Regions from separate parts of the Homo sapiens genome. Here region 2 is linked to region 1. Evidence: chromatin loops called from intact Hi-C (ENCODE). Cell type or tissue: left lung. All regions are shown on one strand. Each heading gives the region's core, and the rest is flanking DNA. Links, peaks and the distances in the headings are about the cores only. Region 1 overlaps SMIM3 (small integral membrane protein 3). Region 2 overlaps LOC105378228 (a long non-coding RNA gene).

Region 1 (16,457 bases), core at 3,590-6,089:
TGATCTCATTGATGTACACAACCAAGTTCCAATAAAGTGCTAGAATGTGCATGTCTGAGGTCTTTCTTTAAAGAGCAACTGTTAAACTCAGAACTCAGGTAAAAGCCTTACACTGAATGTATGGGCCTTCAAGACAGTTTGAATATAGTAACAGAAAAGGGAAGAGAAGAATCAAATTTACTTCCAGGGCTCTAGCTTCAGCACGTGGGTGAAGTTGTGCAGGTTACACACAGATAGTGCAGAGGAGAAGAACCGATTTTGAATATCAGATTCAAAGAATGACAAATAAGACCATGAATTTCGTATTGGACATGTTGCATTTGAGGTGCTTGTGATATTCAGGTGGACTCATTCAGGATGCAGTTGGAGATCTGAGTCTATTCCTGGGAAAGATGTTATGTCTGGTATTAGGGTATGGGGGATTAACCCCTATGGTAGATAATGGTGTACAAGTAGATAGGATCAGAATATACAGACTTAGAAGAGTGAGATGCTAAATGCAGAACTTGGAAGACACTAAATAGGAGGGGAAGGAGAGTAGAAGGGGAAAAAAGAGAGATTGGATAGGTCCTATGATATGAGGTGTTTCAATAGAGGTGCAATTATATACATATATATATATATATATATATATTTTTTTTTTTTTTCAGTAGAGATGGGGTTTCACCATATTGGCCAGGCTGGTCTCGAACTCCTGACCTCAAGTGATCCACCTACCTCCACCTCCCAAAGTGCTGGGATTACAGGTATGAGCCACCACGCCCAGCCCTAATAGTATTTTGTAGGTTAAGAAATGAGTGGGAGGTTAGGAAGTTGAGACAGTGAGAACAGAAACCTTTCCAAGAGTAGCATTGTAATACAGAGGTAAGAGTTAGAGGAGAGCGTCAGGGGGAAATGGTGAAGGGGGTTTCTGTCTTAGTACATTTGGGTGGCTCTAACAAAATACCTGAGACTGGTAATTCAGAAACAACAGAAATTTACTGCTCACAGTTCTGGAGACAGGGAGGTTCAAAGCACATGCAGATTTTGTGTCTGGTGAGAGCCTGTCCCTCATAGATGGTTGTGTTTTTTTTTTTTTTTTTTTTTGAGACAGAGTTTTGCTCTTGTTGCCCAGGCTGGAGTGCAATGGTACGATCTCGGCTCACCACAACCTCCGCCTCCCAGGGTCAAGCTATTCTCTTGCCTCAGCCTCCCGAGTAGCTGGGATTACTGGCATGCACCACCATGCCTGGCTAATTTTGTATTTTTTGTAGAGATGGGGTTTCTCCATGTTGGTCAGGCTGGTCTCGATCTCCCGACCTCAGGTGATCCGCCTGCCTTGGCCTCCCAAAGTGTTGGGATTACAGGCATGAGCCACGGTGCCCGGCCTATAGATGGTACTTTCTATGTGTCCTCATGGTGGAAGAGACAAACAAGCTCCCTCAGGCCTCTTTTACATGGAAACTAATCCCATTCATTACAGCAGAGTCCTCATGACCTCATCACCTCCCAAAGGCTTCACCTCTTAGTGCCATCACCATGGGGTTGGGTTTCAACATATGAATTTTGCAGGGACACAAACATTCAGACCATAGCAAGGGGATAGTTAAGATGTCATAAGATTCTGATAGGTTTGCTCAGCATCTCTTCCAACTGTTTTTCTGGCATGCCTTCCTGGATGGCAGAGGCTGGAAAATAAAACAACAACAAAAAACTACAATGAAAGTAAAAACCTGTATTTCTGTAACTACACTTGATAGAGATTCAAAAGTGATTTAGGCTTTGCTGTTCAGATGCATGCATACCATGTTTTAGTTTGGAACCCAGTTCAGCTGGGAGAGCTAGGACAGGGTGTGAGACAATCACAACACTGGTGTGAATCCCAAAGCTGCAGCACAATCTGGAGCCAAGCCCGCAGCTTTCTCATGCCTGGATCTCAGTTGAGGTGGGACAGTCCTGCAGCCCACAGCCAAGGCTGTGGCTTTCTTGTTCCCTAGCTTCCCACTTGTTACGGAAGTAGTAGCTCCCCAGGATGGCCGGTTCTGCAGTATTGATCTGGAAGGAATTCTAGTAACCCCTGCCTTCTGTGCTCTCCCAATCCTTTTAATGATTTTCAGCACATAATTCCCCATATTAAAGCATGTTTAGGCTGGACGTGGTGGCTCACGCCTGTAATCCCAGCACTTTGGGAGGTCCAGAGGACAGGAGTTCGAGACCAGCCTGGCCAACGTGGTGAAACCCCCTCTCTACTAAAAGTACAAAAATTAGCTGGGCATGGTGGTAGGCGCCTGTAGTCCCACCTACTTGAGAGGCTGAGGCAAGAGAATCACTTGAACCTGGGAGGTGGAGGTTGCACTGAGCCGAGGTTGCGCCACTGCACTCCAGCCTGGGCAATAGAGCGAGACTCTGGCTCTAAATAAATAAATAAATAAATAAAGCAAGCATGTTTAATTTCCATTTGCCAGAGTATACCTTAATTGATCCAGATGGAAGAAAAATCTATTAATTCCTATCAATTATTATCCTAGCAATTCAACTTCTAAGTCCATCATGTGATCCAGTATTACAGAAGAAGAAGTCTGTTAATGGGAGGCAGATGGTCTTCTAGCAATAGAGATGGCAAGGAACTGGTGGCCTCAAGGAGAGCTCAGAGAGGTCTACTGGTGGCGACAGAATGAGAACTTTGCTTATAGTATTGCTGAAACAATACTATAAGAATAATGAACACTCTGGGATGCCAACACAGGCGGATCACTTGAGGTCAGGAATTAGAGATCAGCCTGGCCAGTATGGTGAAACCCTGTCTCTACTAAAAAAACAAACAAACAAAAAGTGAGATAGTTGAGTTAGAAAATGTATAGTGTTTTGTTGGCCTCTTTGAAAAATAAGCGGTCTGATAATATGTAACAAAGTTTAAAAATTGTATCTATTGAAATTAGTGCTTATATTAGTTGTGTGAGATGATTTACATTTAAAAATGTAAAGAATATATGTGTGCTTATAGGTAAGAACAATACATGAACATATTTTCCATCTGCTCCCAATACGTGTCAGTTCATCTTTCTACATTTAACATTTACTGAAGGTAGCAGAAGTAACGTTTTGGAAGAAAAGGATGTTTGGTAAATCAGAACACTATTTCTTGCAATAACTAAAGATCATTAATAACATTTCTTCCAAACTTCCCCCTCCCCAACTCCAACTCCAGAAATAACCAACTAGTTTGATAATTACTAGAAGAAAAAAAGAGAAACAATTGTAATATTTATACAGACATAAAGGAATGGTCTGGTAAATATGGTACAAACAATGAAATAAAACACGGCAACTGAGCACTATCTATTATATTGGTAGTTAACAAAAAGCAAAATACAAAATTGCACCTTCTCAACACCAAAAAAATTGCAGATTTTGCCATTACTTTTAGAATGGTAAAAACTGCATTACTTTTGCACCAACCCAAAACAATTATCTATAATAAAGTCATGAATATATATATTGTCAATTTGTCACTAATAAAATTATTTTGGTGGTATTTTGTTCCATTTCTTCTTACAGGGGTAATTTTTTCTGTTATACCTCAAATGTAACTGGCTTAAACTGATTTCTTTTTTCAACCAAATATGTGTCTTTGGAAACAAACATTCTAATGGCATGCCTCTATACATATCTACCTAGTTCAAGGGAATGCAGTTTGGGAGACTGTGTGTACATGTGTGCACACTCCTGTGCGTACATGTTAAAGTGTAACGTGATCCACCTGAAATGTACATGCAGCTGTTTATATCATGTAGCCATCCATTTCATGATAAATATGTTTGGAAATAAATTTGTAGTACTACCTCCCAACAGCAAATCTTATTTCCTTTTAGTTTCAGTAATAGTATTTAGTATTAGTTGTCACTAATAAGGATTATTTTTAATTTGCAGATGGAAAGCTTCTTCCTTTCCATCCATAAATCGAGTGTTTCTTCTCAAAGGCAATGGTTCTCAAACTTTAGTATGCAACAGAATCACCTGAGGAGCTTTTCTTTTTTTGAGATGGAGTCTCGCTCTGTCGCCCAGGCTGGAGGGCAGTGGCGCGATCTCTGCTCACTGCAAGCTCCGCCTCCCGGGTTCAGGCCATTCTCCTGCCTCACCCTCCCGAGTAGCTGGGACTACAGGCACCCGCCACCACTCAAAATCCTGGTCCTTATCTGCAAAGATTCTATTTCAGTGGGCCTATGACGGAGCCAAGAATTCTGCATTTTTAAGGCAACTTGCTGTCCTTTGAGAAACATTGCACTGAAGTATTTGGGAACTTTGTTTCACTGTGATAGCTGTCTGGGACTTAAATCTTCCGCCAAAGGAAAACCTGGAAAATTTTGTGATTGAGCAAGCAAATCAAGCCCATGCGTAGTAGTAGACTGGGAACCGGTGGGTGTGAGACCCAGGCTCTATGTGGCCTACACTCTTCTGAACTCTTCTGAGTCTTGATTCCTGGTCTGTGAAGTGTGCAGTGTATCCGAATTAAATGAGAAAATCATTCCGTGCTTTTAGGGTGAGTTTGAATAACTTTTAGGCAGTCCACCAGATGGCGATATAACTTTTTTTTCAAATGGAGTGGTTAGCCTGCCGAAGTTGTGAGAGTCAGTCCTACAACATTCCTAGCAGATCAAGATTTTATGTTCCCAGTTCTGGCTTCAGAGACTGTAGCGATAACACAGGGCTCATGCAGTCCAACATCCCGTATAATACAGGTTGCCAGTTGTTGCCTTTTCAGTATTTCTCCTGTGTGATCCTGGACTGCTTGTGTCAGATTCACACAGGAGCATTTGCTTACAAATGCAGCTTCCAGGGCCCTGCTTCAGACGTACTGACCGAGAATCTCTGGAACTGGTTCTTCAGTATCTGCTTTGCAAAAACAATCCGTAAGTGCTCAACAAACAGGTTAAAGTCTGAGAGCCACGTGCCAGTGAAAAGGAGGTTCACGTCTTGCTGAAGCCACCCCTTATTAGCTGTTTTGTTAGAATTCCTCCCTCGGTGAGAGTGGGATTAAGGATTCAGGGATGCTAGTTCTGCCCTCTTGAGGCCACACTGAAGAGATCAACTTCCTTTTTCTTGGGAAATGTCTGAACATTTTGAAGGTCGCTAATCATGACTTACCTCACCTCCGCCCCTATCTTCTCTGGGGGTGGGGAAGAAGTCATACTTTGCATTACAGGTTGGCTGTCATCCTCCTTCCCTTTCCAGGAACACTATAACCAGAGACTAAGAGCGAGGACCTTCACTATTTCTTAGCTTTGTGATCGTGAGCAAATAACATAAACTCTTTGAGCCTCAATTTCCTCTTCTGTAAAATACGAGTGAAAATAATTATACCTACTTCAAAGGATTGTTATGATTATTACATGGGGTGATGAATGCAAAGTGAAAAGGTAAAATATAGCAAAATGTGATCTATTATTAACAATAATGAGCTTCAGTTTCTACATCTGTAAAATGGTGATGATAACTACTAGAGCATGGGGAGAATTAAATGAGGTAATATAAGTAAGGTAGTTGGTTAATGTCTGACTTAGAAGAGGCTCTCAATAGTAGTAATTATAAGATGGCCAATAATGTAAAAACACCAATGGTCTATGCCCCTAATGATGTGGGATTTTAAAAATCACTGAAGTAATGAGATTAGCAATTTCCTTACTGTTATCCTGTAGGATCAGCCTTAGAACAAGTATAAAACTTGTATCTCTTCTATACTAAGTTCCTTTTAGAAAATGTTTCTTAATGAATCCACAATTATTTAATAAAACACAAAGTATTCAATTTTTAAGTATTAATTCCTCACAGAAATTGCTTTCTAAAGTTTTAAGGGTGCAAAAAACATTAAAAATCTTTCAGTAAGCTAAAACTTTAATTAGGCCCTTATATAATTCTTGCTAAAGAGAGAGAATGGAACTGAGACTGTGAAATGAAATGACAATGATAATATTTCCTTTGAAATTTTTAAGGCCAAGTTGCATTAATGCAACTTTGAAATTGTTCCAATCACACAAGGTATTTAATTAAAGCAAATGAAAGGCTCTTCAATTCCCATAAAGATTTACATGGTAGGAAAAATGTTTCTGTTTTAGCAGGTCTATAACATCATTTTTAAAAATTACAAAAATTATTGTATCTACTTTTAAAGCTGGACAGCAATAGTTATAGAGAGAATCATTTAATTTTAGAGTCAAGCAGACCAAATTCCCATCTGGCTCCACCAGCGTGTTCCCTTTAGAAAGTAACATTTAAGAGTTTCATTGCCCTTGTTTGTAAAAAAGGGGATCATATTTGCCTCCACAGTGCCGCTGAGGGGTTTAAACAAGGTGCTGAATCTAGAACACTTACAGAGAGCCTGTAATAAGTACTCAGTGCTTAAATGTTACCTAAAAACAAAGGAAGATCATTAGCACTACCGTAAAAAATTATATATGGGTGGGGCACATTGGCTTGATTGGTTTCGCTATATGGGTTTCAACCAAACGTCTTGGGGAAAAATTCGGAAGGCAATAAAAGGAAAGTGGAAAGGACAAAGAGGATTGGAGTTGGGGAGGGTAAGAGACAGTTATAAGTCTGAGGAAAAATTAGGAAATAGCATAGAATTCTAATTCAAATAACTTAATTACCCTTGTATTTATATTTTTTCTTAAAGTTGTTTTACTTTAGTGAGCAGTCTTTCTTCTCAGATTGTGTCTTAGCATATTAATGAAAAAAACAGATGATAATATTACTGTACAATAAGAGTTTAGCAGTGATTGAAATTCAGTGTCAATGAAGACACAGGGCAATGGAGAGAAAAATCATAGATATGTCATGAAAACAGTTTTAGTAATTTTTCATTTCAACAACAAATTTCATAATAATGATATAAGTACATTCTTTATTTTATATATATATATGTTCTTTTTATAGAGATGGGGTCTCACTGTGTTGACCAGGCTGGTCTTGAACTCCTGGTCTCAAGCAATCCTCCCATCTTGGCCTCCCAAAGTGCTGGGATTACAGATGCGAACCACCATGCCTGGCCTCTGAATTTTAAAATAGTTATGAGTGCCTTTAGAATTTCTACTATTGGAGCCCTTTATGCTTCTATTTACCTTCAATCAAGATTTGCACCTCAGAAAACATAGTTACTTGTTGTTGTTGTTGTTGTTGTTAGGAAAAGTTCAGTATGAATGCTGTTGTCTCATTCTACATAGCAATTGTTTGGGTCATGTATAATAAAGAATTGATACCTACTCTAAAAATGAAGATATTTTGTGTTCTAGGAATTGAGTGGCACTTGGTCAAAGAATGATTTATGGAATCTCTGGGCATAAGGGGAATTGATTGCTCTTTAGTTTTTCTTTTCCACACTTAGTACTAAATTATTTTGAATTTATGGGAAGTTAAGCTAAGTGAACCACATCTTTCCATTTTGTTGCAAGGAGCTTATCACTTTCTAAACGGAGAACTATACTGTCTCGGAGTAATGGATTGAATAGTGGCCCCCCCAAAATTATGTCCACTTCCTAAATCGCAGAACCTGTGAATGTTACTTTGAAAAAAAAAGGGGGTCTTTGTAGATGTCATTAAGTTAAGGATCTCCAGATGGGGAGGTGATCCTGGATTATCTGAGTGGGTTCTAACCCAGTGACAAGAGTCCTTATAAAAGACACACGAAGGACTGACACACAGAGATGAGAAAGAGGCAATGTAACCATGGAGACAGAGACTGGAGTGATGTGCCACAAATCAAGGCAAGTTTGTAGCCACCAGAAGACGGAAGAGGTAAGAAGTACATCATCCCCTGGCCTCCAGAGGAGTGTGGCCCTGCTAACACTCTGATTTTGGACTCCTGGCATCCAACTGCGTGAGTATAAATTTCTGTTGTTTTAAGCCACCAAGTTTGTGGTCATTTGTTACAGCGGCCACAGGAAGCTAATACACAGGGTAAGCTGATAGGGGAATGAGAGAGTTTTTTCACAGTTGCATGAATGGGTTAAGAATTCTAAAGAATAATTAGCCAGGTGTGGTGGTGGATGCCTGTAATCCCAGCTACTCGAGAGGCTGGGAGGCAGGAGAATCACTGGAACCCGAGAGGCGGAGGTTGCAGTGAGCCAAGATGGCGCCACTACACTCTAGCCTGGGCGACAGAGGGCGACTCTGTCTCAAAAAAAAAAAAAAAAAGTTATTTGAAAGAATAAACATTATTGGGTAAGGGGAGATGACATGGTAGCCATTAGAAAGAGGGGTGGGGGGAGTGAGGAAAAAAGGCAAAAAACAGAGACCAGGAAGGTGAATAACCAGAATGTGAGCTAAGGAGATGGAATAGGAAGGACACTGTACCCAGGCAGAGTATGGACTGAGGAGAAAAATAAATGATATCCCTAAATATGTTTTAATTTCAGGGAGTTACTTTGTCTTCTCATATTTTACTCAGATCGCTTTGTGTGTGTGTGCGTGCGTGTGTGTGTGTGTGTGTGTGTGATGAAATACATATTTTAATTAAATATTTTACCTCAGAAACAGCCTCTCAGAGAATGTTTTTGGATAAAATGCAATGTTTTGGTAATATTCTCTTCAGAAACATTAAGTTAGGATGTTAGGGTGATGGAAAAACCTCAATAAAAACCAGTAGCTTAAGTATGGAGACACTCAGAACTCAGTCATCACATTGGGAAGAAAATGAGATAGTGGAAAAGAAGAAAAAGTCACCCAGGAAAGAGCCCGAGAAAACTTCTAAGAGTCGGAGTTTTTCACTGATGCTTACCAAAGCTTAGCTGTATGGAATAATGGAGGAATACATCCTTTTAACTTTAGTCAAGCTTTTTAAATTCTGAAAAGGGGACTCTTTCACTTAGAGTGCTGCAGTACAAGGAAAGCAATTGTTTGGAGAAAATAGGCTATGCATTCTGAAAAAAAATATTTCTTTTTGGCAAGGGCTATGGATTCCTGTCAATCTAAAGGGATCTCTAAACTTAGGGAGAGGGTAGGAAGTAGCTCTGCCCTCTGAGAGGCTCTATTTTATTCTGAAAGGCCGAATGTGACAAAAGCAGCTTTAATGATCAGACAGAGCTGAGGTATCCAAAGCTACATATAAAATAGAAGCTTAGGACACCTGAAAAAACAGACAAGAATTAACACAATAGCAAACAAAATGGCAGACTCAATCACTGCACCTGGCCGAAATATTTCTATGAAGTCAGAGTTTAGCTGGGTACCAGAGCAATTTTCTCCCTAAAATTGGGTAATGAAAATTTGAACAGAAGAGGTGGTATGTGCTGATTAATTTTATGTGTTAACTTGACTGGGCTGAAGGATGCCCAGATAGCTGGTAAAACATTATTTCTGGATGTATCTGTGAAGATGTTTCCAGAAGAGGTTAGTATTTGAATTGGTAGGCTGAGTAAAGTAGATTACTCTCACCAATGTGGTGGTTAGAGAGTCCATCAACCAACCCAGTGAGGACTCGAATAGAAGAAAAAGGTGGAGGAAAGGCAAATTTGTTCTCTTTTCTTGAGCTGGCACATCCATCTTCTCCCATCCTTGGATGACAGAATTTCTGGTTCTCTGATCTTCACACTTGGGCTAAATTACCCACTGGCTTTCCAAATTCTCCAACTTGCAGATAGCAGGTTGCAGAGCTTCTCAGCCTCTGTAATCACATGAGCTAATTCCCATAATTAATCTCTGTCTCTGTCTCTCTCTTTTTCTTTCACTTAATAAATATGGAGATTTATTGAAGAACCAAGAGGATATACCACTGGTTCTGTTTCTCTGGTGAATCTTAATACATAAGGTTAAAATAGATTAACATTAGAAGCGAAAAGTGAAAATGCCTCAAAATATATTTTAAAACTTCTACTTCAAACTATAGAAAACACGATTTCTTGGTCATCAAATCATGGAAGAACATCTCATTCTTGGAATATGTTGAGGTATATGAGAAATCTTCTCATTGCTTCTCAGAATTCTTAGCACCTGCAAAACCATTATTTTGTTTATATAATCTTACAGAAATGTTACCCAACTACTAGATTCACGTGAAATAATTTTTTCTTTTGATAGAAAACCAGCGAGGTCAGTAATTTCTGTCGGGAGAAAGAGCAGGAGAAACAATTCTCCTTACATGAATTCTTAGGTGTCCAGTTGAAAACATTCCAGAAGAGGGGGTGGACCATGGATGGTGGGAAGCACAAACTTCAGAGCCAGATCCCCAAAGTTTGGTGAAAAGGCCAGGAAAAGCACCAAATAAACACACAGCCATGCAGCCCTTAACAAGTCTACTTTGTAAAAGCAATTTTGTTAATCTCTTTCTTCAGGAAACACTTTTTCTTGTGGCGGTATTTACTTTGTTAAACGAAGAAAGTTCCCTGCCTTCTCTCTCTCCAGTTAGGGCTAAAACCTGGACACTGACAGAGCTAATGTATGTTTGATCTAATCAGTCAAGATCAAGTGGGGGAAAGCAATAAAAATAAATTTCAAAATGTTCTCTATCAAAAATTTTTCAAGAAAAATGTTCTAATTAAGAATCTCCCTCAAGTATGTTTCTGTACAATTGGACCAGTGAACTGGGACTGGAAGTGTCAAGAGGGTTGTAGAAATGAAAGTATTGCCTCATTTTCTGATTTTTGTTCCCACCTACAGGAGCTCCCACAGTGTTCTACTCTTTCCATTTTAGGGAGAAGATGTAGAGCAGTACAACTTTTTTCCCTCTATGACATGTCCCAGACCTTTCCGAACTCTTTAGTGCCTCTGATTATTAGTAAACAATTCAAGCTTACTGATGGAGACTGTAACTTTGATGTCATTTTTCTTCTCCTTGGTTTACAGCCAGGAATCATTGCATGTCTTCCAGGTATTGGCAGGAACACATACATTTCCCAAGCATATAGGTGGGATTAGTATAAAATAAACTTATGAGGCCTTTCATATTTTATGTTGCCTCAGACCAGGTAAGTTTTGTCTTAATTTTCTGATTATCCTGAGATGTTTCTCCATTTACTCCATTGAATCTACTTGACTCTGAGTTCTTTTTTTCTTTATTCTTCTCTATTCTTATTCTTTTTTTTTAAATTCTTGATGGTGATAATATCTCTTCGCTTCAAGTGATAATGTTCATTCCTTACCCTGTTAGATATTTTTAATATAATTCTTATAAACTTCTTAATTTTCTCAAAGGCCCATGCCTCTATGATAATGATCAGCACTTGTTTAATTTGAAAATGTCAGGCATATGTAAGAGGTTCAATTGCCCAGGAGCTCATAACTCCTTACTCATTCATTAAAAACAAATCATCGGGATGCTCCTGCTCTAATGTTTAGAGCCTTTCTTTTAACAAATGGCCTCTTAATTTTCATGGTAGAAAAGACTTTTTTTTCCTTCTGTGATACAGAACAGTTTTCAATTATTTAGTCGTCATGAGCTGAAGCAGGGTAGCCGTAGATATGCTAGACTATTTTTCTACAATAACCCCAGCATGTCCTTTATTTAGGAGAAATTTTGACTGATGGTGGAAAGAAATTTAAAGTACTCCTGCATTAAATGAAGTTATGATTCATACTAACAGTGAAAATGATTATTTGAATCTCAGAAGGCATACATTTCTAAAACAATGTTTGTTTTGATTATCTTCTAAGAGAATATCGAGATTTACAAAATTTATTCTTTCTTTCATTTCATTGTATCATCCTTTTCCTATGTGAACAATCTCACATGGCTTTTCCTTCTTTCAGAGTGGATTTGGTATTTTTTCTCTTTCATTTGTATGCTTTCCATTTACTTTGTATTTAAAGACAATCTCAAACTTGTAAAAAGTTACAAGTACAGTAAAAGAACTTTCTTTTGAAATTTTTTGAGTGTAGTTGCTAACATGCTCATTCAACTTACCTGACTACTTCTATGTATTCCACTACAAACAAGAATGTTTCCTACAAACATTCTTCTACATAACCATATTACCATCAAAGTCAGCAAATTAACAGTGATAGGTTACTACCATATAATCCTCAAATTCTTTCAAGTTTCCTCAATTTTCTCAATGATGTCCTTCATAGCAAAGGGATCCAGTTCAGCGTCATGTGTTTCATTTTGTTGTCATATCTGTTTGGTTTTCTTCAATGTGGAACAGTTCCCTAGTCTTTCTTGGCCTTTATGACCTTAACACTTTTGAAGATTACAGGCCAATTATTTTGTAGAATAGCTCTCAATTTGAGTTCACCTAATGTTTTCTTATGAATAGATTTAGGTTTGCATCTTTGATAGGAATATCATAGCAATGGTGACAATTTTGATTCACCTCATTACTGGTGATGTTAACTTTGGTCACTGATTGGTGTCTGCTAGACTTCTCCACTGTAAAGTTACTCTTTCTTCCCTTTGTAATTAATAAATATTTTGTAAGGTGGTACTTTGAGACTATGCAAATATCCTGTTCCTCATCAGACTTTCAATTTGTCCATTCATTTATTTATTTCAGTGTGGACTCATGGGTTCCTATTTTATTCAGTAGGTTAAAACCAGTTGCTTTCATTATTTAGTTTGATGCTCAGTGTGGGGGTTCAATAAGGCTGGTGGGAAAAATATTAAAGATAGTTATAGTAATAGCCACAAACTCTCTTGGAAGGCCTGAGAGTTTGTATAACATCAGTAATAGATCTGGCTGAAGGCGGCCTGGTCCCTTTACCTTTAGTTAAATAAGTTAAAGTAGTAACTAAGGAATGTGGGGAAGTTATCTAGCTAGCTTGTTTACTCATGTGGTCTTAAGACTAACCTTTGATGTACGGCAGGTGCTTAATTGCTTTCTACTTGGGAATTCCACAGTGTCAATTACCCTCTAGTGGTGTTGACTCAAGCCTTTGTCAATTAATCTTCCCCAAATAAATGTGAGTCTCACTAGCTGGTCAGGGCCACAGTCACAACTGTTTACAGTACTCTCCAGGGAGTCTGTAAGTGGCTTGGACACTCAGCTGGACTGGCAAAGCAGAATATCTGTGTGTCAGTGTACTTCATTCATCCATGGCTGGCTCAGGGTCTGCGGGTCAGACCGCCCCAAGTGAGAACTCTTTCAAGAGTCTTTTTGATATGTTCTCATAAGTCTTTCAGTGCTTCTTTACTTCCTGGCAAAGATGTCCCAGGCTCATCTTATAGTTTCCCTGCCCTAGACTTGGGATCAGCCATTTCTCCAAGGAGACTTGGATCCTGTTTTGGAGTATGGTCTTCAGAAAAGATGTCAGAACCAGGTGTGCTCATTGTTACTGAGGGCTTGTTACTTCCTGTTTTCAATGGACAGAGCTAGTTAATATATATATATACTTATATACATACATAAGCACATTTTTACACCTATACTTCTATATCCCTATTGAAAACCATGGGTTCACTTTGATATCTCCAATTCCAATCTAACAGCACAGGGCTCATTCATGTTTTCTCTCCTTCTATATTTGAAACTTCCTTCTCCAATAGTGAGAAGTCTTGATATATTTTTGATCAAGCCTTCTGTATGTCACCAGTCTGTCATTGCTGCTGCATCCCACACTCCCTGTGCAATGCTTTCCCTACCTGCTTGGGCTTCAATATCCCACACCAGGCTTCTCCTCTCGTTGATGTTCTTCTTGCTCTACTTGAGCTCCATTACCCCTAACTAGTCCAGCATCCTCACCTTGCCTGGGCTTTAGCACTCTGATTTGGGTAACCACAGGATTCCCCCTATCCTTGCCATATTCATTTCTCTTGCCACTTAGTGGCCTTTGGATTGATCTGAACAAGGAAAGGATAAAAGAGAAGTTATCATTTTATTTTCAAGTTAGTATTTGCTGAGTACTATTTATCAAGCTCTGTATTATCTCATTTTAGTGACATAATGAACTTGATTACATTTTACTAATTGAAGCAGTCAAGATGAAAGAAGTTGTCACTTGCCAGACTCCACAGCCAGTAAGTGGCAGATCCAGGACTGGATGTTGTCTTGCTGACTATAAACCAATGTTCCACTTGGAAGCTGTGTATGTGTGATTCATAGAAAAAGTGGTTAATTTTCAAAGGCAATAATCATAGAATTGGTAGTGTATAAATTTTTTGGGGATATAATTGTCAGATGTCTCAATTACAAGCCCAAGATAGATGAGGCAGTATTAATTTGCTAATTACATATTTTGAAAAGATTGTACATAAAGAAAATGTTTTCTCTTTAATTACGGCATTAAGGATTTCAAAAGGTACTTTATAATTTATACCATTTCATTTCATAATTTTATTTCTTTTCTCTGTGTTTTAAAGCATGTTCTAAGGGTTAAACTTTTAAACTTTAAACTACACAGTGAATCACTTTCTTTTCTTTTCTTTTTTTTTATTTTTTTGAGATGGAGACTCAGTCTGTCTCCCAGGCTGGAGTGCAATGGTGCAATCTCAGCTCACTGTGACCTTTGCCTCCCAGGTTCAAGCGATTCTCCTGTCTCAGCCTCCTGAGTAGCTGGGATTACAAACATGCTCCACTACACCTGGCTAATTTTTGTATTTTTAGTAGAGACAGCGTTTCACAGTCTTGGTCAGGCTGGTCTCGAACTCCTGACCTCAGGTGATCCACCCGCCTTGGCCTTCCAAAATGCTGGGATTACAGGCATGAGCCACCGCGCCTGGCCTGTGAATCACTTTCAATAAGCCTTTCCATAATTTAGAAAAAGACATATAAGAAGGAAGATTTCTTACGCTGTTTGCCTTTTGTTAAATAATGGTGACCCAGTTTCTAAAAGGAACCAGTTTCTAAAAGGAAAACCTGAGTAATTACTTAGAAGAGGCTGGCTTTCTAAACTTAGTTAACAGCTATTATTATTTAATTGTCAGTTTTACAGTAACTTGGTAAGTTTCCTGCTTAATCTAACTACTCTAAATTGTACTAAAAAACCTACCCTGTTCCCTGCATTGTATTTTTCATGTCTTTACAAGCTTGCACTGAGGCCTTACCTTCCTACATTATTGGCCAGCTTATGTAATGCCCATGCCAGGCAACCACCATTTGCTTTCTACAAGGTGTCTCATTTAAATTTCAGAACTACATTCTTATTCTGTAGTTCCATTGTTACTCCAATTTTATAGGTGAAAAAACTGAAACTCAGTGGGGTAAAGTAACTTGACCAAAATCACATTTCTAGGATAACAATGGCTTCTTCTGCAATACCTTCTGAAGGACCTACCTGAGGCTGTTTTACAGTTAACTTTTTTAAATAAGATAAATAGTTGGGACTTAATTAAACTAAAGGGCTTTTGCATGGCAAAAGGAACAGTCAGCAGGGTAAACAGACAACCCACAGAGTGGGAGAAAATCTTCACAATCTATACATCTGACAAAGGACTAATATCCGGAATCTACAACAAACTCAAACAAACCAGTAAGAAAAAAAAATCCCATCAAAAAGTGGGCAAAGGACATGAATAGACAATTCTCAAAAGAAGATATACAAATGGTCAATGAACATACATGAAAAAATGCTCAGCATCACTAATGATCAGGGAAATGCAAATCAAAACCACAATGTGATACCACCTTACTCCTGCAAGAATGGCCATAATCAAAATATTAAAAAATGGCCAGGCATGGTGGCTTATGCCTGTAATCCCAGCACTTTGGGAGGCCGAGGCAGATCACCTGAGGTCGGGAGTTTGAGACCAGCCTGGCCAACATGGTGAAACCCTGTCTCTACTGCAAATACAAAAATTAGCCTGGCGTGGTGGCAGGTGCCTGTAATCCCAGCTACTCGGGAGGCTGAGGGAGGAGAATCATATGAACCTGGGAGGCCAAGGTTGCGGTGAGCCGAGATCGTGCTATTGCACTACAGCCTGGGGGACAAGAGCGAGACTTCGTCTCAAAAAAAAAAAAAATTAAAAAACAGTAGATGTTGGCATGGATGTGGTGATCAGGGAACACTTCCACACTGCTGGTGGGAATGTAAACTAGCACAGCCACTATGGAAAACACCGTGGAGATTCCTTAAAGAACTAAAAGTAGAACTACCATTTAATCCAGCAATCACACTACTGGGTATCTATCCAGAGGAATTGAAGTCATTATATGAAAAAGATACTTGCACATGCATGTTTGTAACAGTACAATTTGCAATTGTGAAATCATGGAACTAACCCAAATGCCCGTCAATGAGTGGAAAAAGAAACTGTGTGTGTGTGTGTGTGTGTGTGTGTGTGTGTGTATATATATATATATATATATATATATATATATATATATATATATATGATGGAATACTACTCAGCCATAAAAAGGAATGAATTAATGGCATTTGCAGTGACCTGGATGTGATTGGAGACTATTATTCTAAGTGATGTAACTCAGGAATGGAAAACCAAACATCATATGTTCTCACTGATATGTGAGAGCTAAGCTATGAAGACGCAAAGGCATAAGAATGATACAATGGACTTTGGGGACTTGGGGGGAAGGGTGTGAGGGGAGTGAGGG
Region 2 (16,457 bases), core at 5,993-8,492, 180 kb after region 1:
TGGTTTTCTTTCTTGAAATGCTCAGGGGGATAGACTCCATTTAGCCTTGATATTTCTTGTAGGCCATATGTATATTATGCATGAAAGTAAAGATTCAATCTCATAATATGACAAAAAGTTATGAGTCATAATACATTAGCAGATATATTTACCAGTATATAGTTAATTGTGCTTCTTTCTAGAAGTCTGGCAAGACTTCCAACCACATGCAGAGGCACCAGGAGAACCAATAAACACTTTTGAGGCATGTTTCATTAATAGACCAGGGAACTGAGACAGAGGAAAGGGGTGACAACTGTAATGCTCTTGAAAATATATTTCATCTGAGCCCAGACTTTATTTCAAAAATTCCAAAAATGTGGCTGTTATGGTAGGAATTTGAACTATTTGGATTTATTTAGTGGCAATAGAAGATATGCCACAAAAAAAAAGAGCATAGTGAATGTGAAAAAGCCTCCTTCCAGAAGTCAGACCTCATTATGCAAAAGAGAACCATAAGAGAGAAAAGCCCTTAATATGTACTAAGTGTGGGAGAACCTTCAGCAGGGAATCAAATCTCATTATACACCTGAGAATCCATACTCAAGAGAAAACCTACGAGTGTGTTGAATGTAGAAAAGCTTTCTCCCACAAGTCACATCTGTTGAACGTTAGAGAATTCACACCAGGGAGAAACCCTATGAGTGTGGCGAGTGTGGGAAAGCCTTTTTCCAAAACTTACACCTCAGCATTTACAGGAGAACTCATACTAGAGGAAAACCCTATGTGTGTGATGAATATGGGAGAGCCTTCAGCCTGAAGTCACACCTCTTTGTACATCAGAGAATACACACAGGAGAGAAATCTTCTGTGTGAACTAAGTGTGAGAGAGCTTTCAGTGAAGTGTCATGCCTTATTAGACATCAGAAAATTTACACTAGAGAGAAACCTTATACATGTAATGAGTGTTAAAAAGTTTTTTCTCAAAAGCCTGACCTCATACATTACAGAATTCACACAGGGAAAAAAACTCATGTAAATGCAGTCAATGTGTAAAAAAAAGCCTTCAGACATAGATCAGCCCTCTGTCGACATAAGAGGACTCATAAAGAAAAACATCCCTGAACAAGAAATAAATATGGGAATATCTTTAACTAGAACTTGTAGTGATAGAAAGCCTTCAGTCAAAAGCAAACCTTATTATTTATCAAGAAATCTTACTGAGGATAAGCCTGTTTAATATATTTATAAAAGCGCGCAGTTATGTTTCTATAGAAAACATATTCCAGATGTGATTCCTAAATATTTCTTGAGGATATTACAGAAAATACATTTTTATTAGAGAATAAATGTTCACTGTGGACCACAAAGGCTTTTAAAATATTAATAAGTGAACTAGTCAGAACAAACTTAGAAAACGATATGTGGACAACCCACAAGATATGAATGTTACTATATGTGCCACTACTTATTGCTGTAAGTCCTGGCTGCACTACATTTTGCTATGCATCATATAAAATAAGTTATATGTGTTGGAATTGCATATGTGAATCTAAAAATTTGTAAATATAAAATAATTACTATATATAGAATGCCATTTACTAAGACTTTCTACATTAAATATTACCATTTTTCCCCTAAAGAAAATACAAGTTATAACCAAAAATACAGTGTTCAGTAAGAGTTCTAAAGTGTAAAATAAACTTTTTTCTGTTGCTTTCTGGTATGTATGACTTCTGCTGCTTCTTAATGAGAAGTACATAAAGGTGTTAATTACATAAAATATATAAATATAAACTAGATATCATATAAGTCTCAGTAGCAAAAGAAAATAGTCATGGCCTCTTACAAGACTCACTGCAATTTAAAAAGGAATTCTTGGTGGGTACAATTACCCTTTTTACATACTGTTATGGACTGAATTGTACCTTCCCACCAAATTCATATGTTGAAGCCCTAATCACCAATACCTCAGAATATGACTGTATTTGGACATACTGCCTCTAAAGAGTAATTAAAATAAAACCATTAGGATGTGTCCTAATCTAATCTGACTGGTGTTCTTACAAGACCTAGAGAGTAGGACACACGAGGAGACATCAGGGGCAGGTGTACACAGAGAAATGACCATGTGAAGTGGCAGCAAGAGGGCTGCTATCTGCTAGCCAAGAAGAGAGGCCTCCAAGGAAACCAACCCTTTTGCACATTGATCTCAGACTTCCAGCCTCCAGAATTGTGAGAAAATAAATTTCTGTCATTTAAGCCACTCACTCTAATATTTTGTAAGGCAGCCCTAGGAAACAAATACAAACACTACTGCTCTTTTTCCCTGGAGTACTTTGTAAGCTTGAGTATACAAAGTATAAGTACTACGTAAGCCAATAATATGATAGAGTGCTTGCTATACTGCACGGCATCTCTATTTGGCATTTTCTAATTCACCTTGTGACAGATTAGTAAGAGAGATATTTTCATAAGGATTTTACAATTCACAAATATTATAAAGACTTTTTGCAGAGAGAATTGTTCATTTTTAAAATTCCATCTAACAGTAGGGGTAGGTATTCTGTAAATTTCCATGTGAGTATCCATGCCATTAAAAATCAACTTGTTCCTTATTTATAAATTAAAAGTGGGGCCTCATTCTTCTAAAGCAAATTTTGACAGGGAGTTAAGATTACAAGGCAGAAACCTACAAGAGGTGTTAAGAGCTCTTATTCTGGATTTAGACAGATGTAGATTCTGAATCTGCTCTGAGCCTCAATAGCACCTAGTTTGTTGGATCATTGCAAGGATTATACAATATCATGTATGTATGGTGCTCATAAGATGTTAGCTATTTTATATTATTTAAGGATATAATTCCCATTCTAGTTATGAAGACAGACAAGGAAACAACTCTAATTAGGATTATATTAGAGAGAACTGTAGGGAGTCATGTGTATCATTCTGTTTCATTCTCACAACCATGTCAGTCTTTCAGACTCAGGTGTGGGCCTGGAACCACTGCCCTGAATTGCCCCTCTACATCTATTCTATAATTGCTTGTTCAGAAGCAATACCATTGCTGATACCCCAAACTCCTTATCTTTATCTCATCTACTGATGAGACCCATTGCTTGGAGGGTAGTTACATGGAAAGCCATTCACAAAACACCTTATTAACTTTGTGGGTGAAAAAAAAGTGTATCTTAATTGTATTAAGCCACTGAGATTTAGGGATTGATTATTAATAGCAAATAGCAATCATTTTCTAGTAGAAAGAAATTGGTCCTGGAAGTGTCCTGCTAATGTAATAAAAACCTAAAATATGGCATAGGCCTAGTAGTTGAGCAGTGAGAAAACTGATGTCAGAAGTGGAAAGATGTTTATCTATGTTTTGTACTAGCCAAACATTTGGTTTGGGCCAGGCGTGGTGGCTCACACCTGTAATTTCAGCACTTTGGGAGGTCAAGGTAGGCAAATTGCTTGAGCCCAGGAGTTCAAGACCAGCCTAGACAATGTGATGAAACCCTGTCTCTATAAAAAATACAAAAATTAGCCAGATGTGGTCGTGTATACCTATAGTCCCAGTTACTCAAGAGCCTGAGGCAGGAGGATTTCTTGAGCCCAGGAGGTTGAGGCTACAGTGAGCTGTGATTTTGTCGCTGTACTCCAGCCTGGGTGACAGAGCAAGACCCTGTCTCAAACAAAACAAAACAAAACAAAACAAAACATTTGGTTTGATTGTCTCCTCTACACATGCTTACTTTGTTGACAGCTCCAGAAGATAATTAGAAAACAGAGTATTAGTAATATTTGCTGTTTTACTGGCTGTATTTGGAAGCTATTGTAAGAAAAAGATAAACTCAGAGAAAATTAGTGGATTATAAGCAAAAATGAAAGAAAATAGAGTCCTGAAATTTGAGACCTCATGGAGTTTAAAAAATTTGATTTCTAGACTTCAAATGTTAGGAGAATAATTTAAATGGTTTTGAGTGTATCAAAGACCTAATAAACATTTGCTAGTGAAATAAAGTGACTCAGAAGAAAGATTATATTAAGAAACTGAAACCTTCTCGTTCAAGCTTGATAACCTTACAGTAGTCTGTTATTCACCTACCCTAGCTCCATGATGGAGAAGCTCAATTTTAGGCAGCTACAGCCAAGAAGACTGGGGCTCCCATACCCAACCTAGCTCCCACTTGTAGAGCAGAGGCTCTTGCCAAGGTAAGAGAGGCTAAGAGTATTGGGACCTCAATTGCCCTCCTCCTCAGCTTTTCTCTATAGAGTAGATGTTTCATGCCAGGAAAGGCAAGCCAAAAAAAAGATCATTCTCCCAGCTCCCACTAATAGGATAGAGGCTCCAGACTGGCAGGAGTACATTAAAAAGATCTCAGGCCTTCATCTTCCTACCAAGATCTCACTTGCAGGAAGGAGTATCCCTGCTAAGAAGCTTCCCCGGATTCCACTGGTAGGGCAGAGGTGTCACTTCAGGAAAATCCGGCGTTCCCCTTTGTCCCCCGCTTCTGTGCAAGAGTGTAGATGTTATATCCAGGGAAAGAAGCAAGATGGGAGGGCCAGAAGCTCCTCAGCTCAGCTGGGGGGCTGACTGTATTTAATCATAACATGAAGGGTTGCATGAATTAAGGCATTGTTGAAAATAGAGATCTTAGTGGCAAGCACTTAAGAGAATTCTAATAGTTTCATAAAACAAGTAGCAACAAATGAAACAGCAAGTCACCCGGTTTAACAGAGTGAACAAGAGAAAGAGCTAAAACTGGAAGTCTGTGCATATGTCTATGTTTCACACATTCAGGACCAACCATAACAGGTACTAGCTGAACTTGAGTGGAATTGAAAGAATTTCCCAAGCCACACGCTGATACATTAGCAAAGAGTGGAAGTCTTACTAGCTCAAGGAGTGTAAGCACAACCCCTGACCAAACACTGGCTAAATGTTAAGATATTTTGACCCAACGGTGACTTCTAGGAAGCCAGGCTTGGGGTAAAAGCTACACACTGTGGGGTGGGGGGCGGCGGGGGGAAATAGAGTTTACAAAGTTGGTGCAAGCAAGCCACTAAACAAACTAACAAAACAGAGCCACATCAATAATCCCTAAAGGGGATGTGTCAGAATCCAGAGTTGCTACAATATATTATTTCAAAAACTATTAGAGATGCAAAAGAACAAAATAGTATAACCCTTGTAAAGGAAAAACAGCATCAATAAAAACTGCTTTTGAGGAGGTCTAGATGTTGGACCTGTAAGGCAAAGATGCCAAAGAAGCTATTACAAATATGTTCAAAAAACTAAAGAAAACCATGTTCAAAGAATGAAAGGAATGTATGGTGACAATGACTCATCAAATGGAGAATGTTAGTAGAATAAAAAGTGTTTAAAGACTCAAATAAAAATTCTGGAGTTGAACAGTAGAATACCTGAAATGAAGATTCACTTTAGGTACTCAAAAGTAGATTTGAGCTGGCAGAAGAATCAGTAAGCTTGGGGCTCGATCATTCGATATTATACAGTCTTAGAACAGAAAGAAAAAATAATGAAGAAAACCTGAGCAGACTTCTGGTTTCTAGTCTGACATGTAAAGAGCTTGGAAGTTGTCAATCCTATCATCACAACCAGAAAAAAGTCTGAAAAACTGGAAATTAACAATTCTTAGATCCTTCAAAGAATCAAGGTCACAGGACAAACCACTGCCCCAGAAACTAGAGAGACAGGTAGATGCTGAGAATCACAGGTTCACTGACAGCGGAAGTCCACCACTAAAGTCAATATATTTTAGGAACACTTAAACTACAATTGATGAATTGCTAGAGACTAGCAATAAAAGTGCCAGCATTCTAGTTGATGAAAATGTTGTGACCAGAGGCTTACATGAACCTAATCCTGTATTCCTCTTGGAGCAATTATTCAGTATTTACTAATACAGTGTTTGTGGTGGATTTATTTAACATAAGTACTGTGAATAATAAAATCAACTGTATATGAAATCTTGACTATCCATTTACATGTAGGAGAATCAACAAATGGTATTCTCCACAAATGGAATCAACCCCTAGAAGTTCCTGAGAAATCCCTGTTGAGTGGGAAAGGACCTAGAGCCAAGGAGACAAGGTTGGAGGTGACTGGTCCTCTTCCTTTGTTCTTCCACTGAAATTACTTGAGAAGCATCATGACACATCCTTATACACAGGGTATGGTGGAAAAATAATTGGCAGTCAAAAAGACTTAAGTGTATGAAGACTTAAGCATGATACACATGGAGAAGGTGATGGTGTAAAGAATGACAATGGCGTCTGAGTAACATTCTGAAGGAGGAGGGAAGTTCAAAAGGTGGGATGGTGTGCCTGGATGAGACACATGAGGGAGAAGGATTTTCTATGGTGCTTCTGTTAGTTTAGCAGGTAGAATGCCCCTGTGAAGGGTACAGGAAGCATGTGGCAGAGTGGGTGCCTAAGTCTGGGTTTAGGGAGACTTTAGAAACAATTTGAAACCCAGGGTCTTACCCTCTGTTCACCTCATAGAACAGTAAAATCCCTTGGATCAGGCAAACTCTGATGAAAAACCCAGACTGCCATCTCTCTCCCAGATGGCCAATTTTCCTTCTGGTGCTGGCGAATGATGAAGTTGTCTTCAGGAAGGCAGAATTCTGCTGCGTGCTCTCCTCTTCTGAGGAGTTATACCACCACACAGCCTTTGCTCCCAGAAAGAGTCACCATCTTGTGTTCTAACATGGATCCCTTGTAAGCCCATACAAACCACTCCATCCATACTTAACTGCTTTCTCCACAAAGGCAACTGAGTCTAGGAGCCAATGGACTATCTCACTTTATTTTTTAAAATTTACCCAGGGCACTTTTTCATGTTCTTTCTTCTCCCTGGAACTTACTAGCATTATGGAACACAAGGATGTGTTTGTGGTCATCTTCTCTTTACAAGATAGGTCACATAGACCCATAAGTAGGCTGTGTATACTTTTCTTACAAAGGAGGTGTCACTTACCTTGGGAATACCAGCCAGCCACATATGAAATCCCAGACACAGGAGACCCCTAAGAAAAAGGCGAGGCTGTCTGTAACTGCCTTAGCAACTAAGCCACCAGTGGATTCAACTCTTAAAATTACAGCACCATGGAAACACAAAATCACAGAATTTTGGATTTGGGTAACACTAGAGAGCTCACATAATTAAATACCTTAATAGAAAATTCTCATTTACTAATTAGAAGTTTTTAACCATGTAGTGTAACCATGTATACACTATTCTCAAAGAGAATGGGAATATCTTCTTCAGTTACTTAATGAAAACATACAAGGAATCTGAAACCCTAACATACCAGAATCCATGGGACAAAAGGAAAATTATTTGATCATGGGATTCAGAAGCATTTACTGGATCAAGGTTTAGAGATGCTGAAAGTAGAGAATCAGTGTTAGGTTTTGGAGGGAAGGCAAGGGTTAAAGGAAGACAGAGAGAGAAACAGAGCAACTCAACAGCAAACACAGGTATATTGCAGACACCTGTGGAAGCGGGAGACCCGCTTAATGCCAAAACCCACCACCACTTACAAGCAGCAGTACTTACAGGTATGGCTGGGAGAAGTCTGGATAGTGTGGCTTGCTGCCCGGCAGGATATCAATAAGATGTACCCATGATAGGGTGGTTTGACCCTTTTTCTGGTGGGATGTCATCATGGTGTTCCTTGGGCCTTTGCCCAGTAAGACAGGATAGGGAGGTTTCTTTAGTTGGGCCTTTGCCTGGTAGGGTATAATAAGAATGTTTTTTTTATTGGGCCTTTGTCTTCCTTGTGGTCAGGTGGCCAGGTAGGATGTTTCTCATGGCCCAAACCCCCGTGGAATGTTTCACTTTGACCAAGGTCTGCAAAATAGCAGGGGACTTACAAAATGGTGCCGTTTGCACTAACACAAAGGTGAATGGCATGGGGAATGGTAGGTCAAGAAAGCTGCTTCCTTAATTTATCCCTTCTCTTGAAATGTCTTCATTATTAAGACTTTCATTTTAACTGCCTTTGGAGTTAAAATATAAAATATGAATTTTAACACAGAAGTGTGAATGCTGGTATTTTTGAAATCAAGTTCTTATAATCCCAGGCTAGTGACAGCTTGCCTGGGCAACTAAGTAACTTAAGTTCATAAGTAAACACTAACTCTGCTGAAACTAAATAACTCATTTTAGCTTCTGAACATTTTAAGCATTTCTCATTCTGGATAAGAAAGAGAAATGCTGAAGCAGAATTTATTTCATCTGCTTTAGATGAATTTAGGAATCCCTTGCAAGGCATAAAACTAATTTTGTGATCCTTTGAGTAATATGGATTTCTGAGGAAATTCTAGATTCAGAGAAGTGCTGGGCCAGATTTTGGTTAAGGCAATGACATGGAAAAATTTTTCAAAGAAGAGGTAAAAATATGTAGTGGAGTTTTTTTGTTTTTTTTTTTTCATAATCAGGAGTTTGAGAGGGTATAATGGAAGTTGTTAGGTTTTGACGGGAAGGCGAGGGTTAAAGAAAGACAGGGAGAGAGAGTTAGCAGCTCTACAGCAAACACAAGTTTTATGTCTAGCACAAGACCTGCGGAGGTTGGGGACCAGCTTAATGCCAAAGCCCACTGCCGCTTACAGGCTGGGGTACTTATAGGTGTGGGTGGGAGGGGTCTGGGCAGTATGGCTTGCTGCCTGGCAGGATGTTGATAAGATGTTCCCATGATGAGATGGTTTGGTCTTTGTCCTGGCAAAATGTGATAGTGATGTTCCTTGGGCTTTTTCCCAGCAGAATATGGTAAGAAATTCAGGTGGTTGAGCAAAATGTTTCTCATGGCCTGAATCCCCATGGAATGTTTCACTTTGACCAATGTCTGCGAAATGATGGGGGGCTTACAAAGTGGTACAGTTTGGATTAACATTCTTGCCTTCTACTTCAGTCTAAAAGGAAGAGGGGCATTGTTGATTATCTAGCTGCTTCCTGCTGAATAGGGGCACTGTAATCAGGGCTTGGGTTTTGAAGCAGTGGGTGTCCAACTTCAGAGTTGTTTTCCTGGAGATGTTGATACCAGACTTGGTGGGGAAAGATGGTATCAATGTGTTTCTGGGTGGCTGCCTAGACAAGGTAGTTCTGCCTTTGGGAGATAAAGTGGGATATGAAGGTAAGTATACATGGGCCAATTGTGAGTATTAGGAGGAAGATTAGGGGCCCTAAGAAAGGGGTAACCAGATATCCCTGTGCCAAGTGTAGCTGAGATGCTTAGTCCTGCTAACAGGGGAATGAAGTGTATAGCCCACTTGGTGTGTGTGGAGGAGGAGGAAATAGGGATTACTAAAGAACCTGAATGGTTTGATTGTTAGGCAAAATGTTAATGTTTGGAGATTGAAACACCAGGGTACATGTTCCTGACCAACTTGCCAGTAGGCAAAGAAGAGAGTTTGTTCCACACAGAAAGAAAAGACTGGGGGTTGACAGGCAAAGTTGTAAGTGAAGGCAGTGAGCCATGAGAAGCCGGGGGTTAAATCCTGAACAAACTTTTGTCCCAACTTTTTTGTTTTTCCAGGTTGAATAACTGTTAACAAGGATAGTCCCTGTTAGGGCCTGATAGGGATATTGGTGGTGAAGGCTGTCTGGTTTTAGACAGAGAGAGAGAAATGGGTTTTTGTTAACAGCCATTGCGGTCCTGACAGGGAAGAAGAATAAAGGTTGCAGTTGAGGGAATTGTCTGTGCATTTTTTTAGGGAGTTCCCTTAAGTTGGATGCATGGAGAACAGTGCTGGCAGAGAAGGGAGGGGTTGGGAAGGGATGTTTTATGGAATTCAGTTTGTAACATGTTTAGTTTACAGGCCATGAGACGAAAGAGGGTGCCAGCCCTGCGTGCGATGGTGCAGGTAGGTTTGATGGATTGCAGGGAAAGGTGTTTAGCCAAGCAAGATTATAAACAGGTTTTGGGAAGGGACTGGTTGAGTAGGTGAGATGCAGGTTTACTTTGGATCAAGTTTCTGTGGTTAGGTTAACAGGAAGGGCTGTGAACTGCTGGATTTGTGTGGACAAACAAATTTAACAATTGGAAGAAAGAGGAGAGTGTGACTGATTTAAGAGGTAATGTGTGAGGTTGACAAAGGAAGCCCAACTGCCAGAGGTTATGGGATTTAGAGTATCCCACAGCAAAGACAAAAGGGGAAAAAGAAGATTTGAGTACGAGGGAAATTTTGGAAGGTACCCTGCAGCCATAGCTCCTGGGTTAATGTGAGGAATTGGAGTGGACTATCCAGGGATGTGGGGAGGGAATATCAGGAAAGATCTGAAACAAGGTGTGAGATAACAGATTTGAACTTGGAGGCAGAGAGTGTAATGGACCAGGGCCTTCTGGACTGGCAACTTCTGGAATTCTTGTTAAGCATAGTGAGGTTGGTCCTATGAAGGAGGAAGAATATTTTGGGGGTGAGAAAACTTGTGGATGTAAGTCTGGTGCTGTTTTTAGTTTGGAATGGTGGATTTAGTGTGGAAAGGATGTTAGTTTTGTTGCCACAGGAGTAGTCAGGATTACCTGGTGAGGACCCGTCCACTTAGGTTGGAGAGGGGAGAAGGAATTGGTGATTTAGACCCAGTTCCCTGGTTGTAGGGGCAGGGAGGAGTGTTTGGAGGATGGACTTTTAGGCTGGGGCAAGTAAGCATTTGCGTACCGTCTTATTAGATGTTGAGTGAGGTATAATGCCAGCCAAGTATCCTGTATCAAGGAGGTGGAGGGGCGGGCTGGGGGCAGATACAGGGAGATTTTGGAGGATAAAAGGGCATTGGTACATGAATTCAAATGGGCTTAGGCTGAGGGGCGTGTGAGCAATGGCTTGTAAATTCATGAGTGCCATTGGAAGAAGTGAAGTTCAGGCCATTTTAACCTCTAGGAAGTTTGGTTATTTGTTGTTTTAAAAAGGCATTGACCTATTTACTTTTATCTGAAGATTGGGGGCAGTAAGGAACATGAAAGGCCCATTTAATGTTTACAGCCTCCACCAACTGTTGGTTAACCTGTGAAACAAATGTTGGCCCACTGTCTAACCGGATGGAGGAGGGGAGTCCAAACCAGGGGATCATATGGGTGAGGAGAATAGAAGTGATGGTGTGTGCCTTTTCGGTGGTGGTAGGAAAATCTTTTATCCATCCAGAGAATGTATCTACAATTGTCAGAAGGTACCAGGCCCATTTTATGGGGACCATGAGGGTAAAGTTGATCTGCCCGCCCTGCCCTGGCAGGTGTCCTTGGGCCTGGTGTGTGGGGAAAGGAGGTGGTTTGATAGCTCCCTGAGAGGAAGTTGTTTGAGTGCAAATGGAATATGCCTTAGTAATACCTATGAGATTGGCAGCCATGGCGGGAAAATATATATAAGCTTTTAAGAGCTAGAGTAGGGGGCAGTAACCGGCATGGAAATGGTTGTGCACATATGAAAGTACAGAAAGTTCCTGGGACTTGGGCAAGACAATTTTATTATTGGGGTAGAACCATCCTCCTCCCCAAATAGCACCAGCCCGGGTGAGTGAGGTTTGTTCCTCCTGGGTATATACAGGGTGTATGCTGGGAAAGATGGGCAATAATGATGAGGTTTTAAGGGCTGCCTGCTGGGCTGCAGAGTTTGCTGAGAAGTTTTCCTTGGTTATGGCATCTGTAGCCTTTTGATGTCCCTTACAATGGATAAAGGTGGCCTTTAGTGGTAGTTTAGCTGCCTCCAGCAGTTTGTGTATGAGTTTGCCATTTACTATGGGGGTTCCTTTTGTAGTTAGGAAACCTCTTTCCTGCCAGATTAAGGCATGAGAATGTAGGATGTGGTATGCATATTTGGAATCGGTGTAAATGTTAACCCTCTTGCCTTTACTAGGGTGAAGGCCCTGGTTAAGACAACTAGCGCCACCTGTTGAGAGGTAGTATGGAGCGGGACAGTGCTGGATTCTAGGAGTTTATTTTCAGCAATGATGGCATAGCCAGCTGCTGGACATGGCTCCCTAAAACAGCTAAAAAGATCTTCCATTAATGAATCATGTGGGTGTTCCCTGCAAAGGGGCTTTTGAAATGTGTTGGAAGGGGGAGAAGAGGGAGTTTAAGAGGTCCAGGCAGGAGTGAGAGAGCTTAGAGTCAGAGGTGTTTACAGGGAAGAGGGTGGCTAGGTTGAGAGCTTTACATTTCTAGAAGGTGATTAGAGGGTTACCTATGAATAAGGCATGTATCTATGAATAAGGCATCCTGTAAGCAGGATGGTGGGAGGGATAGAAGAGATCAATGGCTCATGAGATCCTGTAGGTTATGGGAAGATGCAGTAGTAATGTGTTGGTAGAGAGTAAGTTTCTGTGCCTCTGAGGCAAGTAATGTGGCTGCACCCAAGATTTTTGGGCAGGATGGCCAGCCTTGGATGATAGTCCATTTGTTTTAAGAGGTATGCAATGGCTTGTGGAGCATTGCCATATGTTTGGCAGAGTAGTCCAAGAGCAAGGCCTTGGTCAGAATGTACACACAGTGAATGGGGCCAGCCCCTCCACACCTGTGGGTATTTCTCATCAGGCAGGACGAGAGACTGAGAAAAGAAATAAGACACAGAGACAAAATATAGAGAAAGAAAAGTGGGCCCAGGGGACTGGGGCTCAGCATACAGAGGACCTGCACCGGCCCGGTCTCTGAATTCCCTCAGTATTTATTAATTACTATTTTCACTATCTCAGCAAGAGGAATGCGGCAGGAGAAGAAGGTGATAGTGGGGAGAAGGTCAGCAAGAAAACATGTGAGCAAAGGAATCTGTGTCGCAAATAAGTTCAAGGGAAGGTACTATGCCTGGATGTGCACGTAGGCCAGATTTATGCTTTTCTCCACCCAAACATCTCAGTGGAGCAAAGAGTAACAGCAGCATTGCTGCCAACATGTCTCGCCTCCCGCCACAGGGCAGCTTTTCTCCTATCTCAGAATTGAACAAATGTACAATCGGGTTTTATACCGAGACATTCAGTTCCCAGGGGCAGGCAGGAGACAGTGGCCTTCCTCTATCTCAACTGCAAGAAGGCTTCCTCTTTTACTAATCCTCCTCAGCACAGACCCTTCACGGGTGTCAGCCTGGGGGGCGGTCAGGTCTTTCCCATCCCACGAGGCCATATCTCAGGATGTCTCAGTGGGGAGAAACCTTGAACAATACCTGGCTTTCCAGGGCAGAGGTCCCTGCGGCTTTCCGCAGTGCATTGTGCCCCTGGTTTATCAAGACTGGAGAATGGCAATGACTTTTACCAAGCAACCTGCCTGTAAACATTTTGTTAACAAGGCACATCTTGCACAGCCCTAGATCCCTTAAACCTTGATTCCATACAACACATGTTTTTGTGAGCTCAAGGTTGGGGCAAAGTTACAGATAAACAGCATTTCAGGGCAAAGCAATTGTTCAGGGTACAGGTCAAAATGGAGTTTCTTATGTCTTCCCTTTCTACACAGACACAGTAACAGTCTGATCTCTCTTTCTTTTCCCTACAATACAGAGTAGAAGGCTTGGTGGAGTTGGGCAGTCCCAGTACTGGGGCCATTAAAAAGGGCATTTTTCAGCTTTTTAAAGTGGGAGTTGATGGGGCAAGCTGGGTTGAGGGGTTTTAGGATGAGCCCATGTGAGGCCATATAGAACAGCTTGGCCAGCAAGCCAAAGTTGGGAATCCACAGATGGAAGCATCCCATGCAGCCTGAGAAGGAGAGGAGGTTATTTTTCGTGTGGGGAAGAGGCATGTCCCAAATTAGCTCCTTTCATTGGGTTGGAATGGCCTGAGAATTAGGGGTTAGGACAAGCCCAAGGTAAGTGACCTGCATTTGGGCTAACCTGAGCCTTTGTGGGTAAGACCCTAAAATTTACTTGGTATGTCCCACCCCAAGATAGGGGTAGGGCACTGAGGGATAAACAGGAAAGAGTGGGTGAAGGGGGTGATGAATAGGTTGCATAATAGAGGACCAGTCTGTTTGTGCCTAGAGGGGATTCTATCGACTCCCACAATAGAGATAGAAGAACTGAGGAGGGGCTCAGAATATTCTGGTAAAATTGAATAACTAGCCTCATATTTAATGGGAAAGACATGGGCTTAGCAGACACTGACAGCATTACTCTTGGTTCCAAGGTGGTGATGGTGGTGGGAGTGGTGGATTCTGGGCCCTATCAGTCTTCAGGTAGAGGTGGTGAAGTGGGATAAAGCGTTTTGCTGAGCACAGTCTGAGATGTGCTCCCTGTCCTCCAGGGTGAGGGAGGAAGAGAGGATGACGTAAGTGTCATGCCAGGTAATTTATAAGATTGAGTGACATACAGAAATTCCTTGTGGAAGGAGGTGGGATCCATGGAAAAGAAGCCAAGTCTTTTTTCAAGCTGGAAGAGGTCAGCTAGGGAGAAGGAAACATAAACTCAGATTATACCTTCGGCCCGCGTGACTTCCCGCAAGGGGATGACTTTGGAAGGCCTTTGGGTGTATGCCTGGTTTTCAGAGGAAGGGGGTTAAGTGTGAGACTGGGTATGCGGTGGAGAAGAAAGGGGGAACAGAGGGCAACAATAAGGGATTGAAGGAGCCGGAGCTGAAGGAGGAGGAGGGGATGGTGGTGGGAGAAGGACTGAAGGAGGGGTTTTGTTGTCCGGGTTGAAATTAGAGGAGGAAGGCTTGTCTGAAGGAAGGGGCATTTTTGGGTTTGGAGGTTCCAGATTAGACATCTGAGAGTGGTGTCTGGAGGAAGTTTTGAGGAGCCTTGCCCCATACTGGTGGCTGGAAGGGTGAGAAATATAGAGGAGGGGTGTGAGTACCCTGGAGGGGAGTAAGTACCATGATTCCTCTTGGGAGGAGGGACATAAGAAAGCCAGGGCATCCCTGCAGCTCTTCACAGTCCTCTGGAGATCAGAGTGACTGGAGTGGCGAGCATTCTGAGGGCGTCCCCTGAGAAGGCAGACCATGGTCACCTGGTGACCAGGGAGACCTCTCACCCAGCACTGGGATTTTCTGGTGAAGGAGCAGAAGCATGATAGGAATCTGGAGAGGAGGTAAAGGGAGACTCACCCATTAATTGGAGACGGCGTTGGACGTGATGTTCTGCAATGGGGGTGATCCTTGCCGGAGCCACCCAGAAAGGGGGAGAAAGAAAAAAGAGGCTAGAGAGTTTGATCAGGATCTAGAGGTCAGCCCAGGGCCAAAGGAGAGAGAATAAGAGAAAAAGGGCTGCAAAGAGGGAGTCTACTCAGGATCTGGAAGCAGGCCTCAGTCTAATTTTTGCTGCTTGCTGCTTTCCAGGTTGCAAGAGAAGACTTACCCGTTTAGAACCCAATCTATGTCCTGGGTTTCTGCGCCAAAATGTAGTGGAGTTTTTTTCATAATCAGGAGTTTGAGAGGGTACAATGGAAGTTGTTAGGTTTTGAAGGGAAGGTGAGGGTTAAAGAAAGAGAGTTGGATGCTTTGCAGTAAATGCAGGTTTTATGTCTAGCCCAAGACCTGCGGAGGTGGGGGACCAGGTTAATGCCTGAACCCACTGCCACTTACAGGCTGGGGTACTTACAGGTATGGGAGGGAGGGGTCTGGGCAGTATGGCTTGCTGCCCAACAGGCTATTGATAAGATGTTCCCATGATGAGGTGACTTGGTCCTTGTTCCAGCAGAATGTGATAGGGATGTTCCTTGGACTTTTTCCCAGTGGAATGTGATCAGAAAGTCAGGTGGTCAGGCCGATGTTTCTCACACAGAGAACCACTTCCACAAGATTAATTTCCATACTCCTTCCACCACTTGTTTGAACCTTCAGCTTTATCCTATTAAATTCAAAACAATCTTTTAACTCTAGGCAACAATTTATATTTCCATGGCTTCTTATAACCTTTTAGTAAAACACACACACACAGACATTTTTCCAAACACACCTTGCATGTAAAAATATTTTTAGTAGTATCAATTACATGTTATAATGATGACTCTTAGCAATCTTACTTTTAATGTAAAAGCTGGTAAGTTATGTTAATTATGTACTAGGTGCTGATAAGGTCTTACTATTCCAGCATAGCTAGGGGTGTGGCCAACTCCACATGTCCCCAGGCCTTACCTAGCTGTAAAGCAGGCAAGTCAAACAATTTTCAAAAGCCAAAGAAGCAGTTTATGACCTTAAGGCACTTAGCAAACCTAATATTTGAACATAATTTAGATGACATGTTTGTATTTTGAAGACATTTGTGAAAACTTTACAGAGGAGATAAACAGTGACTTTCACGTCTCATTTAGCCAGTTTGCACAGAGAGAAAGAGGTCAGAGTCTGACTGGTAGGAAATTCTTATCCTTTTGCCAGTAGGCCAGGTTTCTGGGTTTTCTCTCCCTGAGCAGCCCTAGTGACCCTGCTCAACTGTATGCAAACAAACACACTACCATGAATTAAGAACATTTACAAATAGTTTACAAATTTTGGAGAAATTAGGCAGAGAGAGAAATATGACTTAAATTCTGTTTACAAAAGT

What was found. Hi-C counts contacts between places; a loop is a spot of excess contacts. Peaks named below come from ENCODE experiments on the same cell type or tissue, not always from the same donor. Only the 100,000 strongest peaks of a DNase experiment are listed, where the experiment ranks them.
Region 2: it touches region 1 in a loop (3-fold over the local background); 6 of 110 quality-filtered maps call a loop at or near these places.

Annotation. Positions count from the first base shown.
Region 1 is chr5:150,796,686-150,813,142 of GRCh38, forward strand. It overlaps SMIM3 (small integral membrane protein 3), which reads left to right. Exons shown (of 2, transcript NM_032947.5): 2 at 1-49. Among named protein-coding and RNA genes, the nearest start is that of SMIM3, 26 kb to the left of the region's middle. In left lung, for the core only: a CTCF peak has its summit at 4,549 (motif pointing right); no DNase peak of the experiment used is centred there; H3K4me3 peaks cover 917 bases; H3K27ac peaks cover 930 bases.
Region 2 is chr5:150,977,997-150,994,453 of GRCh38, forward strand. It overlaps LOC105378228 (a long non-coding RNA gene), which reads right to left. Exons shown (of 3, transcript XR_007059002.1): 2 at 15,516-15,764; 3 at 7,568-7,734. It also overlaps the pseudogene LOC100419553. Among named protein-coding and RNA genes, the nearest start is that of GPX3, 34 kb to the right of the region's middle. In left lung, for the core only: no CTCF peak of the experiment used is centred there; no DNase peak of the experiment used is centred there.